Regions from separate parts of the Homo sapiens genome. Here region 2 is linked to region 1. The links are chromatin loops, found by intact Hi-C in ENCODE. Cell type or tissue: PC-3. All regions are shown on one strand.

The links. A loop is a pair of places that touch in the nucleus more often than their neighbours do. Peaks named below come from ENCODE experiments on the same cell type or tissue, not always from the same donor. Only the 100,000 strongest peaks of a DNase experiment are listed, where the experiment ranks them.
Region 2: it touches region 1 in a loop (8-fold over the local background); 6 of 110 quality-filtered maps call a loop at or near these places.

Annotation. Positions count from the first base shown.
Region 1 is chr5:125,273,298-125,281,297 of GRCh38, reverse strand. The region is part of intron 4 of LOC101927421 (a long non-coding RNA gene); the gene reads right to left. Among named protein-coding and RNA genes, the nearest start is that of LINC02240, 220 kb to the left of the region's middle. In PC-3, no CTCF peak of the experiment used is centred here; a DNase peak (open chromatin) is centred at 3,577; H3K27ac peaks cover 1,439 bases.
Region 2 is chr5:125,397,338-125,405,337 of GRCh38, reverse strand. No RefSeq gene overlaps it. Among named protein-coding and RNA genes, the nearest start is that of LINC02240, 92 kb to the left of the region's middle. In PC-3, no CTCF peak of the experiment used is centred here; a DNase peak (open chromatin) is centred at 3,467; H3K4me3 peaks cover 1,164 bases; H3K27ac peaks cover 3,166 bases.

The DNA of each region.
Region 1 (8,000 bases):
TTTTCTGTCCATTACCATCCAGGCAATTTGGTGGTGGACAACTAATCTGTTATCTTTTTCTTTCTTTCACTTAATGTGAAAGAATTCACTTAATGAGAACAAGAATTGATTTCATGTTTGCTATCCCTTCATCCCCTTTCCCCAGGTTTTCTGTGCCAGAGATATAGAGCTGACTGAATCAAGAAAAAGTCTCATCAAGCAGAAGAAATAGCAACTAATGTGTTATTTATGTGATACAGTGTTTTTTGCATTTTGTGTTTTTTATTTTTCATTTTTATGAAAAAACAGTTGGAATGCCAAAGATGGAGAGTCTCAACACATGCTCCATTTAATCTCTGATTGTTAAAAGTCAGACTGTTAAAAAAAAAAAGTGCTGTTTTTAGTAGGAAAATCCAGAGCTTCTACACACATTAGCTGAAATAGTATTCAGTCTCTACAAATACCTTGTAATGGATCCAAGAAGGAGAAAAAATTTCTTTTTATCTGTCATTTTCACTAATGCATTGAACCTAGAATATATGAGTTACATGTGCTCCTTTATCTTATTCTGTCCTTCACTTTTCTTGTTTCCTTGTTTATAAATACAAGTTTCTACACTGTAAAAAAATGCATGGTTGTTCTGATTTATTTCACACCAAGTTTATGTCTACTCTTGCCATTTTCATGTGCATTCACAGAAATCTTCTATTCAATTAGCCATCTGGAGTAAAGAGTCTTTCTTTTCTGTAATATTTGGTATATTAGGGACCTCAGTTTTCTCTGTTTTATCATAATCTGAATTCTCTTTGTCCATAGCATATGTTACCTATTTTTGTAAATTTTATACTCCTATAAAAATATTTTTTCTCTAACATGACATTTTAAAACTAGAAGAGGCCTTTGAGGCACCTAGACCAAAACCCAAAATTCTTTTTTCTCATTACAAAGAAAGAGTAATAGAGCCATGAAGTCATACCTGAAACCCACATATCCTGACTTCCCATCTAGCTCTTTTTGTAGGCCTGTGTATAATCTCAAACTATTCTTATTCCTCAACTTCTGGCTTTAGTCCATAGGTAAGGCAACTATTAATTTCCTGTAGGTAAAAGGGTTATGTACACTTGAATTTTGAACAATTTCCTTGCAATTAATTTTTCTCCTGGAGTCCAAGAATATAGCTTGGGAGCTAAACTTTTTAAAGTTATTTGAATGGCACTGTCTCATTCTGTCTCTCTTTCTCTGCTCTTTCTGTCCCTTCCCCCTTTCTTTGCTCCCTTGCCTCCTCTCATCTCTCTCTACTCCCCTTTTGTCTTTCCCTGTCCCCACTTCCCCCACCCCTCTTTCCAAAACCTTCTAAAATTTGATCGCAAAAGTTAGTGCAACAAGTTTTGTTCCTGTTTTAGTTCACAGCTGATTGTAATGAGCCATTATACTTACGACTTTTGAATTGTATTGCTTCTTCATTTGTGTAAAAACCCTACTAAGCAGCAGTTTGTACACTGGTGACAGCAACAGAATCATGTGTTATTTTCTGAAAGATGTGGTGAGATGGAAGTACTGGAAGTATGCTACCACTCTGGCATGACACATTCAGTTTTCCCTTGCTAATTCATATATTTTTTCAATAAGGTGTTATTAGCCAATCTTGAGGAGCTGAGACAAAAGATGATGTGATTCAGGATCTAGTGAAATGCCAAACTATGCATCTTTCAGAGTTTTGCAGATAGAACATCGTCCATTCATTAACTATTCAAGGAACTACTCTGTGCCAGGTACTGTACTAGACATTAATGATACAAAGGTGGATGAGGCACAGATTCTGCTTTGAGGAACTCATGCTTCTTTAGGACGATGGAGAAGTAAGCCCAGATAATGTATGAGCTCAGCAGTGGAGCATATCACTTAGCAGAGGAGAAAGGGGACTTTAAAAATTATCAGGAATGATTCCTGAAGGATGTCACAGTTAAACTGCCTCTAAGGATGAATAGGGGTTAGCATGTAAAAGATAGAAGAGAAATCTAGGTCGATGAATATCATTTACAACAAACTGATGTTATGACAATAAATGTCCTTCCTGTTCTTGGAACTGCAATGAACAAAAATTTATAAATTTTAGGCAATGTTTTTCAACTCCCAAAACAAGGTAAGGAAATTGCAATGATGTCCTCTGTACTAAAGAATCCAGCTACAGAGTTCTAAGCCTGCTCCCTTTTTATGTCCAATTGGATAATTCCAAAAGGTATTATTATTTGCCACACTTGCTCTATTTACCACTTTTTCCTCACCAAACACACATAATCAGCAGCTGATAGTGGAAGAGATGGGGGAAGGACACAAAGGGGAGTACAATGGAGAGATGACTGAGCATGAAGTCAGCAGTCTAAAGCCCACCCACAGCTCCAACCGTCTCCCAGTCTCTGATCTTGAAAATAGCATTGAACCCCTCTGCACTTCAGTCCGCTCAGCTTTTCATTGGGACAGAACAATATCTTTACTTCTTGACAACATAATGAAGAGTAACAAATGAGAAATAAGGAAGTAATATAGAAAGTGTACAGCATTCTACAGATATAAGATATTACTATCTATATATAGGGTACATATAACAGCCCCGTCTGTGCAGAAATAATGCACACATCCATCTATATGCCAAGGGAATGAAGGGAGCATGTGCTGTTTCCCAAACTGATAAACCCCATGTCTGTTCAGTACATAGGTTCTGTACATTTCCTTTATAGTTCTTCATACCTGTAATAGTTAATGTTCACTTTCTCTGTTAGGTCTGAGATTGTATTATTCACTACCATATTCCCTGCACCTAGTAAACTGCCTGGGAATATGCTAGAGGGGAGGAACCGACATAGTTCTCAGTAAATCTAGTCTGACTAAAGAATGAAGGTTTTAAACCTGAATTATATGGGTTTAAACGGGTCAGCATTTTACTAGCTCTGGAGACATAATATTTTAATTGTACACAAAGCAATATTTGATTGAAGAGATTAATTTCCAGTGGCTTTTCTTACATGGTAGTTTTGGCCAGCTTTGATCCTTTTTGAACATGCATAGGAGTACTCTCAGCCACATTCCATTTCTTCAATGCACAGTTGTTAGATATCTACAATATAGGTTTATGGCATTTAACTATGTTCTGTGCAGAGAAACAAGAAGTATTTAATTGAAGCCTCCTATCCGTATAAAGTTATCTGGCCATTCAAATTAACGAGTGTTCAAGAGTGCAATGAGGAGTTCAGGCCAAAACAGTACAGTAGTTTAAAGGAAGGAAAGACATGGGCTAGTTGGGGAATGATTTCATGGTGCATTAAAATAATAGCCAATGTTTATTGACTTCTTGCCAAGTGCCAGGCATTGGCCTAACTCTTTTATACATATTAACTCATTTAATGCTCACAACAACACTTGACTTAGGTACCATTATATTCTCATTTTAAATTCAAGGAAATCATGGCTGACTGTGGCTTAGTAACTTGCAAATTTCCATAGCAATAGAGCTAAATCTGAACCTACGCAGTCTCACTCCAGCACCTACACTCTAAATCACTATAATATGCCTCCTCCAATAAACCTTCAGGGCTGAGTCAGATGTGATTAGTCAGAGAAAAACAAATAAGAATGGGGGAAGAGTGAGTAAGAGCAAAGGCATGGAGGTAGGATAAGAATAGCCCAGTCAGAATGTAGGTGTATTAGGCCATTCTTGCACTGCTATAAAGAAATACCAAAGACTGGGTAATTTATAAAGAAAGGAGGTCTAATTGGCTCTTGGTTCTGCAGTTTGTATAGGAAGCATGGTGCTGGCATCTGCTCAGCTGCTGGGGAGGCCTCAGGAAACTACAATAAGGGTAGAAGATGAAGGGGAAACAGGCACATCACATGGCTAGCACAGGAGCAACGGGGTCGGAGCTATACACGTTTCAACAACCAGATCTCATGAGCACTCACTCACTATTGGGATGACAGTACCAAGAGGATGGCGCTAAACCATTCATGAGAAATCTGCCCCCGTGATCCAACCACCTCCCACCAGACCCCCTCTCCAACATTGGGGATTACAATGGAACATGAGATTTGGGTGTGGATACACACCTAATCCATATCAGTAGGATTACAGCTGAGCAATAGCAGAAGTCTGATCTGGAAAGTTCAGATGAACTGATGCTATGAAGCCTTGAAAGATAAACTGAATAACTAGTAGAGACTGATTAATGAGAGTTCAGCCAAGTTTAAATATGTTAATACAGTGATGTGCAGAGGTATGCAATAGAATCTGTGCCTTCTGGCCTTTGAGGCAACTTTACTTTTCCAGAAAGAAGAGCATGCCCATCTCTGAACATTCTGCTTTGGCTGCCTCACAGCCATCCCTTGCCCTCTTCCTAACAGCCCTGATTTCCATGTGGGCATCCATCAGGCTCCATAGCTGGAGAGGGTGAATGAGGCTAAGCCAATCAGAGACTCTGGGCTCTCTGACAAAAGAGATAGTCAAATCTGCATTACCTTCAGACTTTTCCTTGAGGTGTTTAGACAAACAATGGGGTTGAGAGTAAGAATATAAGGCCAGAGGAGCTAGGCCAGGAATAAACCCGACTCACAGGGTAGAGCACAACAATGAGAAATGGAGCTCAGACTCTCATGATATCATTGATCTATGAATCCCACATGCCTGAAGCCCACCCAACTTCTGAACTTTTCAGAAAAGTGAACCACTATATTCTCTTTGTTATTTAAGCAGGTTTGAGTAGGTTATCTATTACTACAATAAAATAGTAAGTAATACACTGCTTCATGATAAGGATTTCACCTTGATTTTAGGACAACTAGAAGCTCTCTCTGAGCTGGGTGACACAGCTCATAATATTGTCTCCTTCTTTTCATGACCTGCTCTTCAGGACATCACCTGGACAAATCCCAGTGATTTTTTACAGTTCAGCCCTGAAGCCTCAAATCCCAAGTCAGTATCATCTTTCGCAGGACTGCTGACATCTCTGCAATCTGGAGCTTATAAAGACACTGGGGTGACCGAGGAATAGCTGTATATCATCCCCAGGGTTTTCACATCAAAGGACCCAGTGGAGGCCTCATCCTGTTCAAAATGACAAATTAAAATGAATCCCAGAGCTTTATTCTCTAAGAACATAAGACATGTTTTCTTTTTGAACATTTCATTGCACTGTCTTCAGAATCAAGCTCTCTAAAGAATGTTATTATACCTTGAGCTTCTTGACACATTTCCTAATAATTTGAAGCTTCTGACATTTATACAATAAAAGATTGCGCTCTGCAAAAGAAAAAAAAATCAATGAATCTTTTTGGCAATCGTCCTAAATCTGTAGAGATTAAGTTCACTTCCCAGACATTGCTATTTCATATCAAACACAGAGTCACGCAGTATAATTAAGATAGTTGTAGAACCATATATTTCATGCCCTAGCTGTCTGCTTTAAACTATCTTGGGAAGTTCAGAAATAATAGGGAAGCTACATCTTAACCAGAGTAATTACATTTGCTAAGCAGAATGGGATGAGCAAGAGCTATGTAAAAGAATAAAATAAATCCACCACAAAACCAAGAACTTCTACATTCATTCTGATATATAAACCTTGTTGATAAAAAAGAAAAAAAAATAAAGGGAATAAAAAGAAGAAAGGCTCACCTCCAGTTACAACTCCCAGGAGAATGACAGCTATTATTTCCTATTGAGTTGGTACTTACCACACAGAGCCTGAACAATTCATACAGAAAAATAAACCATAACATTCCTGTTTATTATTACTTTAGCTGAGAGGTGGTGACATTAAACAGTTCTGCACTGCTGCTATAAATCAGCAGGCTAGAGATGTTCTCAGCATGGGACTAGGACTCCTTGGAAACCACTCTCAACAAAGCAACCAGCTGTCAGAATTCTTCAAATTAAACTGTTATTACAGTAGTATTCATTAGTCAGTTACTGGCTATTAAGATATTTTTATATCAGCACCATTGACATTGGCTGTTGCTTTTTAATATGCAAGTTATATATAAACATGATTCAGTGGCTCATGTGAGGATGACAGCCTCTATTAGAGCTTGGTGTCCCCTGTCTAAAGGCTGCTACAAAGGGTTGCTGTCTTATCTGTGCACACTTAAATTTCTCTGGGAAGCTGGATGTTTGTTCTGGTGGTTGGAGTGGGGAGAGGGCTAGTAATAATATATTTCAACACTAGTGTTTGCTCAGAAAAGTGATAGCTCAACGTCAGAAATTATAACTCTTAAAACTGTTACTAAGCCCCTGATGACAGTGGTTTATGCTCCTCCAACTTGACACTTTGGGTTTCTGTTTGTCTGAGATACTGGGCATGTGTTTAACTTTTGCCTGAAGTCCAGAATTAAACAAAGGATGTAAAATGGAATATGTGGAGAAGTGAAGAGGAGAATCAGTCTACAGGCTCTGGTAGAAATAAAAAGTATGACAGGTATTAATTGAAACAGTGTTCTTAGCATTTGGAAAAGTTCTTAAGTCTCAATTTAGTTTCAGGGCAAATTTAACCTAAATCATTTTATTCCAACTAGGAAAAAAAACATATACTATTAACTAGCTTAGAAAGATTAATATAATACTTACATGCATACCACAAACTCATTCACACATGGAAACCACAGAGTTTTTACTTTTCCCCAATCCTCACTTTAATCTTCATACAGCATAGGGAATACTAGCCTATTTAATTGAAATAGAGAGAATTCAGTCCAAATTGTTTATTTTGTAGATGACAAAAATGAGATTCAATGAATTAGTTTACTGGTATCAGCCTTAATTTTGTTTTCTTCCTATTTTCTAAAACATGTTGGAGCTCCCTCCTCCACTTGGAAGATAAGCCATTTCCTGATCCTCAGACCGATAAGATGCCAACAGACAGTATATAAACAATCTTTGCCTCTGCTGCAAGGAATTTTAGCATTTGTCATTCCCTCTGACTGAGAATCTGAGGTGCCCAGGGTTCAACACTGGGGTAGAGTTTGATTGGTTGTAACTGGCTTGTACCAGCTCTTAAGAGACAATTGTTAAAGTTTCAGGAATTTTGTGATCAATTAACATCATGTTAGTAGTATTCAATTGATTATTTATACCACAAACACTACAAATGGACAAAAACCACAAATCAGGGTTGTTGTTGTTGCTGTTGTTGTTTCTTCTGAAGATCCAGTTGTTACCCATTTACCAGCATACCACCGGTTCACTGCTGAGTCTCTTTGCTGCATCCAGACCAGGGAGAGCGTGCTCCACTGATGAAAATGGACACAACCAACCCCCTGAAGTTCATTTATTAAACAAATATTTAATGAATGCCTACCTGATTTCAGATACTTCGGCCACCTCCTACCATTGTGTAGAACAAGTAAGGGCTGAAATTCAGCCCACTATCTGCCTGCACACCTCAAAGGAGTCTTAAGATTGTGAAAAATGTGAAAACACATTGTTCTAAATCTCTCAAAGAGATTCACGGAACTATGGGCTTGTAGGGTGCAGTCTGTCTTGGTGTCTGTCAAGAGGGGTGCTTTTTCTTATTTACTTAAAGGGACATTCTGGACAAACGGTGGGTGCTGAATGCTGTGCATGTGCTGAAGGCACAGGAGTGTGCAAGCCAGACAAAGTCCTGTCTGCAGAGCTCACCTTCCAGAGCGGGAAGAAAATGAACATGATAATTTCAGAATGTGACCGCACCTTGAAGCAAAGCCACCAAGATGTGAGAGAGAGATGGAGGTGGTGGGAGGGGTACTGCTTTGGGGCAGGAGTTCAGGACTGGTCTCTGTGGTCTGTGTAAAGTGCACTCCAAACAGAGAGAACAAGAGCAAGTGCCCAGGGTGAAAAGGGAGTGTGTGTTACTAAGGACAGACGACAGCCCATGTTACTTGGAGCAGAGTGAGAAACACAGAGAAGGGTACAAGTTGGGGACAAAGAGGTAAGCAGGGGCCCTAGTTGTCCATGAAATGGAAGTTAGATATTATCTTTGGGTAATGAGAAGCTATTG
Region 2 (8,000 bases), 120 kb before region 1:
ACGTGGTGAATGTGTCTAGAAGAAAATTTCCAAGTGAAACTCATATATTAGTGTTTGGGTTTTTATTTCTGCATAACAAATCATCACAAAACATAGTGTCTTAAAATAATAATTACTTATTATCTCACAGTTTCTGTGGGTCAGGAATTTCAGAGCAGCTTAGCTGGGCTATTTTGGCTGGGGGTCTCATGAAGTTTTGGTCAAATTTTGGCTGAGTGTAATCTTTTTGAAGGTTAGGCCACACTAGAGGATCTGCTTCCAAGGACACGCAGACACAAGGCTGTTTGTGGGAGGCCTCAGCTCCTTGCTGGTGCACTTCTCCACACAGCTGCGTAAGTGGCCTCATGGCATGGCACTGGTTTTCCCCAGAGCAAATGATCCAACAGGCCAAGTTGGAAGCTGTGGCTCCTTTTATGACCTAGCCTCAGAAAAAAACACAGGAACTCACCCATAGTATTCTACTTGATAAGCTTTGATTCAATGGTGAAGACCAAGCTAGGGCATAAATATCAGATGGTGAAAATCACTGGGGACAGCCTTGGAGCTGACTGCCACGAAGACCAAGCCTTTGTTCAGAAAATCTCTACATCCGGGAATCCAGTTTGTGACATAATCATCAGTTCAAAATGCTCACTTAGTTTCATAATAACCTGAAGTTGACAGCTTTTTTGCTTTGAAGAATGAATCTATAAGTTTATGAAGGAAATTTTCAGTAAGTCTAAGGTTTTTGGGTTTTTTGTTTGTTTTCAACTAAATAATCTTCTCTAGTACTTTGAGACCATTATTTTCAATCAGAGAGTAAGCTTACACTCTGCTCTGAGTGAAGCATAAGGGCCCCAGTAGGTGCTGAAGTGGAAATATATTCTTCCCAAACAGTGAAAATTCTTACTCGCCAAGGAATCATTTCATCTTTTTCATCTGAGAAAGATATCAATTTTTCAAAATTTCTGTTGCCAAAAAGTTAAAAGTACCGATTTAATTCAGAATCTTACCAAATGAAAGAATTCTTTACACAGCATCCCTTACAGATGGTCAATGGGTAGTTGGACTACTTTTCATGACAGGAGGCTCTTTTCTTCGTGGGAAACAGTAAATTCATATTCAGTATAGAGCCAAAATCATCAGTTCGCTGAAACCTCAACTCAAGGATTTTAATGGTGCCTTCTGGAGCCGTGTAAAACAGGTTGGCTCTCTTTTCTGCATGATAGCCCTTTTCAAAGCTGAAGATAAGCTGTCATTTCTTGCCTTTATAAACAAGTAATAAATTTACCATAAATTGAGATTCTAACTATCTATAAGCCATTATTATTTAAATCCCCTGAGGCTACATTCTATTTATCTGGTTGTAAGTCTTCACTTTTTTTTTTTGCAGATATTGTTTAATTCAAAATTTATGTTATTTTTTCTTAGTCCAAGTGTGAATTTTACTAAATGCAAAAGCGAATACTTGTTAGATGTCTTAGAGGTTGTGAATTTGATTTAGCAGCCCTCTAGAAATATGAAGCTTAACTGAAGCAAATTCCTTTTCTTCTACCTTTACATCTATTTCCCCACAGAAGGGCTTAAATATCAGATTGCAAATCCTAACTGCTACTTTCTTCTATCTGGTTGACAGGTAATCTTTGGGTTTACTTGGAGTCAGAGATGAGATTACTTAATCCCAAGAGTCCTACTTTCCCTTTTGCCTAAGGCCTTCTTGGTGTTAATCAGGTGCAAGGAGAGATGCAGAATTAACACTTTCAGGAGCAACATTTACCTTCCTCTCATTAGCTGCACTGCAGCAATAATGATGCAATAACACCCTTTATTGTTAAGGTTGCCATACTTTAAAGAAGTCTCTAGTGCACCAGAGACAGTTCATAGATATTGTTCTCAGCCATAGAGTTACCAGAGAAGAGCTCGAGTTTTGTAGACAATTTGCTCAATATTGTTATTCTTGAGGACTAACTACTTTTGAAAAATTGTCTTGCTGTTGGTGGCTGATTTGTTGCCTTTTCTTCAGCCTTCCTAAATGGTGAAATGCCTATCTTATGATAGAAATATTTCCATCTGGCTCTGTGCTCCTTTGAGCTGATGCCACATGGAAAGATTCTTCTCTTTCTCTTTATACATCAACAATTAAGATGGTTATTTCAGACTTTCTGGAGAGTCTTATCAATGCCAATAGCTATCATTGCACACAACGGTATTCTTTAAAGTGCCCTGTTGTATAGCAGTCTCAAAAATTATGTTGAAAAAGTAGTATCCCTATTCATATAATACAAGTAGTTTTTTGTAACTAGTAAAACCAGTGATCTGTGCAGGGTAAGAACAAGGTAAACATGACTTATCTCTGCATATTTATGCCCTGTTTACTTTCTTCCGAAAGTATTCAGGATGAGACGAAACTGAAAGAACTATACTCTTCAAATAAGAGAAGAAATGGCCTTACCAAAGACAGAGTCCGGTGAAATCAACTCTCACTTCAGATGCTAATATTCTGGGTTTAAAATGTAAACAATTTAAAACTCATGTTAAAACAGGCTGTTCATTAAGTTTATAGAGCCATGTTATGTGGGTAGGTGGAAAGTTAGACTGTAAAAATTTAAGACTTTGAAGATTAGGCATAGTAGGGAAATTGAAATTAAAATCTGATCCTCACTGTGACTTTTATTGCATATTTCTAATTTAAAAGTCATTAATAAAGATGGAGTATATTTCATCATTGTAAGAACTTATTGAATAGCATAAATAATTCATTTCTAGGAAAACAGAGAAATTTCTCATGATGTCTTTTGTTGGCAACTAAACTTTGAGCTCTTTGTAGGCTATATCTATGTTGGGAGAAACAGACAGACTTTAAAGAGAGTAAAATGGTCTGACTGACTTTTTTGCAGGTTATATCTGAAGAAAGATGTTGTAAGGAAATCATAGGAATGAAATAATGTCACGTGATTTCTCCTTTTATAAAAATTAAGCTCAAAAATTAGTTCTAAAGATAATATTACCTTATGTAAATGGTAGATTACATTATTGCCTCAAGACATTATTATCTTGATGAATCTATATACAGGGTTATCAAAGAGAAAAAAGACAATGCTAAATACTCCAAATGCTCTAAATAATGTTTGGATGGTCAGGGAACATAATGGTACCTTACAGCTGCATAAAAAATGCTTATCAGACAATTATAATGTACTTAACATGCTTAAAGCACTACATAATACTCAAAATGGTCTCTTTTCTATATTACCCAACTTTTAGTGGAACATTAGGAAGTTACTAAAATTATGTATTATCTCTCTTTTATAGATGACTAAACTAAAACAGAAACGTAATGACAGTAATAGATTTAGATTATAGGTCAATGAATGACTCATTTTGTGTACCTACCATTTTCCTCTCTGTATCCTCCAGGATTCTATAGCGCACTATTATGAATAAGAGTAAAGTTCTCTGGCTAAAATCTCTGTGGTTATATTGCCACATATTGCATATGGGGTAATAAATCATTGTATGGCTGGCACATGAATTGTAGGAATTTATCAACCTAACCAGGGCAGTTTTGAGAGTGAACGGGGACGCTACTAATGATTATGTCAGGACCTTATGTAGTGACTGTAAATATAAGGAGACATGGGAAAACTGTTGAGAAAAAAACAATTGTGTATATTTCTTTTTGTTTTGTTTTCCCAGAAGAGTGAGATTCCTTTTCTTATGCATATGTGAATTTTGCTTGTGTTTTGTTTTTGCCAGAGTAAGAGGTGTTTGAGGAACATAATTTCATTCTTAACCAAGACAAAGCACTTTTTTCCTCTTTACTTCTCAATTTCTCTGAAAGCATTATTCTGGTTAATCAGCCACATTCAATTAAATAGTATGAAAGATAATCATAGAGAAAATGTTCCATCTTCAGAGATTTTCCAGGATATAAATTTATGTATGTGTATTTGTACACATGTTTTTTGGTCTTTTTTTTTTTTTTTTTTTTTTTGGACATGACTTCTCACTCTGTCACTCAGGCTGGAGTGCAGTAGCATGATCATAGTTCACTGCAGCCTTGAACTCCGGGACTCAAGTGATCCTCCCATCTCAGCCTCCCAAGCAGCTAAGACTACAGGTGTGTACCACCGCACCTGGCAAATTTACTTTTTGTACAGATGGGGTCTTGCTTTTGGCCCATGCTGGTCTCAAACTCCTGGCCTCAAGAAATCCTCCTGCCTCAGCCTCCCAAAGTACTGGGATTATAGGCATGAGCTACCACACCTGGCTTTTTTTTTTTTCTTAAGCAAATTGATTGGGATAATGAAAATGACTACTGTTGAGCACTTTTTAAAGCATTCAAATGTTGCATAAATATGTTTAAATCTTCATTAAAACTTAATTTTGGAATGCTAAGAGTTACAATCTGAAACCAACAAATTCAGTGCTTACATTACCAGATTTTAATTTTTATTTCTCAATAACCTAAATAAGGAATTTTAATGCATTTATATTATTTCTAAAATGCATTCTTATTTCTACTAGCTTCCCTTATTTTTCTCTTATTCCGTTTTCTGTTTCTTATCATTTTGCTTCTTTAGCTTTTCCTTTCCTAATTATTGTTTGGTCACATTTTATTTCATTCTTGTTTTTTTGAAATACATAATTCTAACTATATTTTTTCTAGCTAGTACCATATATTATAAATTTTAAAAGTTCTGGATAAATTTTCCTAACAACATCAAAATCAATCAGTAACTTTATTAATCAGCTTTGCTTCATGACAAATAACCTCCAGGCCTCAGTGGGTTACCACAAAAAGCCCATTTCTCTCTTAGGTTTTATGTCAATTTTAACGGGTTGACTGTGGCTCTATGACATATATATATTTTTTTCATTCCAGAATCTAGGCTGCAGGAGCAGATCTGAAAAGGACATGCCATTCTTTTGCAACAGAAAAATACCAGACTAAGGCACTCGAGATTCTCAAAACTTCTGATTGAATGTGGTATATTTCATGTTTACTCACTGCCCATTAGCCAAAGCAAGTCACATGGCCAAGCCTAATATCAAAGGGGTTGGGACATAAGCTCCCCCTATAAGATGGTGCTTTATGTCACATGGCAACAGAGAGGGTAGAGAATAACTGAAAATGATGGCACTATGTACTACAGTAACTCTATCCTGTTGCTCTGACAAGATAAGATCAAAACGTACTGAGCTCATCTAAGTGTTAGAGATACTATAAGGAATAAAGCTATCCTTTTTTTATGAAACTTAAACTCAGGTTGTGATTCACCTATTTCACTGCTCTTCTGGCTTTGTATTGAAATTATCTGGAATTTGCACTAAGCTTTTCCAAACATTGACTAACTCATTTGCATGCAGCAGCCTATTCTTATTTTATGAATTGCGTATCCTCTCGAATCTCTGAGGATATGAACATCTATTTTAAATTTTTCTTCTATTTCTGGTATCAACTTCACTTTGTAAGGTGAGAGTTTATCATTTTATATAATAAATTATATATATAGGTATATATATATATATATATATAAAATGAATAATAGGTATATCTTTATGATATGTTGACTTTTCTCATGTTCATGATGATTGATCTATACCAAGGACTAAATAAGGCTTCCCCAGTTCAAGTAAATATCACTGTTCCCCAGGCAAGGTATGTGGGTTCTGTTCACAGGCCATCTGATTGTAGCAAATAATCAGTAGCAAATAAGCAGGAAAGGGCCTGGTGGATGGGAGCATATTTTCAGTTGATTTTCTCTTAAGGGACTTGGGATATTTTCTTTGGCATACAGGTGATTCTCATATATTACAAAAGGTATTTAGACCCCTCCTCTGTTTCTCTTCCTAAGCTCGAAGCCCATTCTGTAAGTTCCCCATGGACAAGTTGTCACGTTATTTAAATAACTTATCTCCAAGCTTTATCCTGAAGTCAAACATCAGAGTCAGTCACATTAAGAGTGGGCTCTGATAAAGAGACTTACAAACCTTTAAATAAATATCCAAAGATGGCCTCAGAGCCCACTTCTGCTGCCTCTGATCTTAAGGGGACTCCTGATATAGCCCAGACCAAGGAGAGATTCATGAGGCGAGTGAGGTTCTTGCCTCAGGCACAAAACTTAAGCTAAAACACACAGTAATCAACATAAATAATATTCTGGTGCAATTCTTTAAAAGATCCAAAAGTAATGCAAAATTCCATAATAGACAAAATATCAAAACCTTATATAAAGACAAAAATCACTGATGGTACTGTGCCAAGCCACAGCAGAGCATGAGGCAAAACAAAAAATCAGTAGTACAGATTTTTTGGTCTTACTTTTGATTTTTCAAAATATTTTCAAGTTTTTGGGGGACACCCTCTCAAATTTTATATTCAGTTCACTTCATTCAGCTCACCCCAGTCCTGGCTCTGGCTCAATGTCCTCCTGAGAAAACCTACCATTTTAGCAGTACTACATTATATTTGTACCATACGAGTGGTTCTTTAGCTTTGTTGGGACAAGGGAAAAATCTCATCTGTCAGCTTTAGAGCTTTTACAGCTTTCTCAGTGTAGTTGTCCACTGATGAAATATTTCATTTTTTTCTGCACCGATTATAGACTTCTTATTATTTTTCATGTTTTTGTTTCAGTAGGATTTTGAGAGAGAGAAAAGGTTAACTTATGTGTATACATGTGCTTAGTCAGCTATCTTGAAACAGAAGCCAGCAATAGACATAAAAGCAAGACAAAATAATGGTAAGATGAATTATTAAAATTTAAGGCATTTGGGGGTACATAAAAGAGATGGCATACGTAAAAATATTCAGCATTATTTTTAAGTGGCTACCATTCTATTTTCAAAAATAATGGAACAATTTGAGGTAGGTGTATTTTAGAGTTTAGAAATAAAAGGTTTGAGTAGAAAGGAAACAGATAAATTCAATCATCTAAATCCAGCCATAAAGAAATACACTAGAGACATAGGGAGACAAACTACTCTGCTTCCATTTCCTCCAAAGACTCCAAAGTATTGTATAATAGATAGCTTCACTAGAAAAGGAACACATAGCTAAGCAAATAGAGAACCTTTCAGAGGATTACATTTAAAAACTTACTAAATTCGGGTTAAAAATATAGTTAAAGACATCCCATGCTATTGTATGACGGAGACTAGCCATTGCTGACCTGTTTAGCTCTAGTGAAACCTTCCCCCTTGTGCCCTTGGCAGTTCATGTCAGGACATTAAATGACTAAATTACGTCTCAAACACTCAGGTGTTAAAATAAAAATATAATATCTACCCTTTGTTCATTGTTTACTATGTACCAGAAGGTGAGATATTATCTCATCTGCTCTTCATGATACCAGAAAAAGTAGGAATGAAAATTTTCCCTGTTTTTCAAATGAGATGACTGAGGCTGGGGAAGTCAAGTTACTTGATCAAGATTATACATTTTGTATTTGCTGAGCTGGGAGTCAAGCTCAGGCATCTGTGATCTTAAGCCTGTGCTCTCAACCATCATTTTATAGTTGTAGAAGGGGTTTCTTTCATCAATATTGGTAATCAGGCTAATTCCACAATAAACATGGACCAATAAGTAGAGAGCCCTAGTTGTCTCTTCCTCCAATAATTTTCTTTAAAACCTGTTTCTTATGACTGTGCAACTGTTCTTTGTACTTCAGTTTCTCACTTATAAAATGAAACAACGCCTAAGATTTCTACCCATTCTACAATTCTATGATTCTGTGATTATTATCAGCAGCCACTTGCCCTAAGTAAGATATAATTGCATAATCCAGTGACTTTAAAGGGTAAACTAAGAATAAGATGTAAATAGGCAGACTCAAAAGAAACCAAGGTAACACTCATAATTTCAAGAAGCTCGTTTTATTCTCATTCTCTCCCCTTCATCTTAAATCACTTCTTACTTTTTAATTGCCCCAATCTTGCCTTTGTTTTATCCTGTACTGATAGAAGTAATATGATTCCATTTGGCCTTGCTTTTCCTACCCAGCATTTCTCTACCTTTT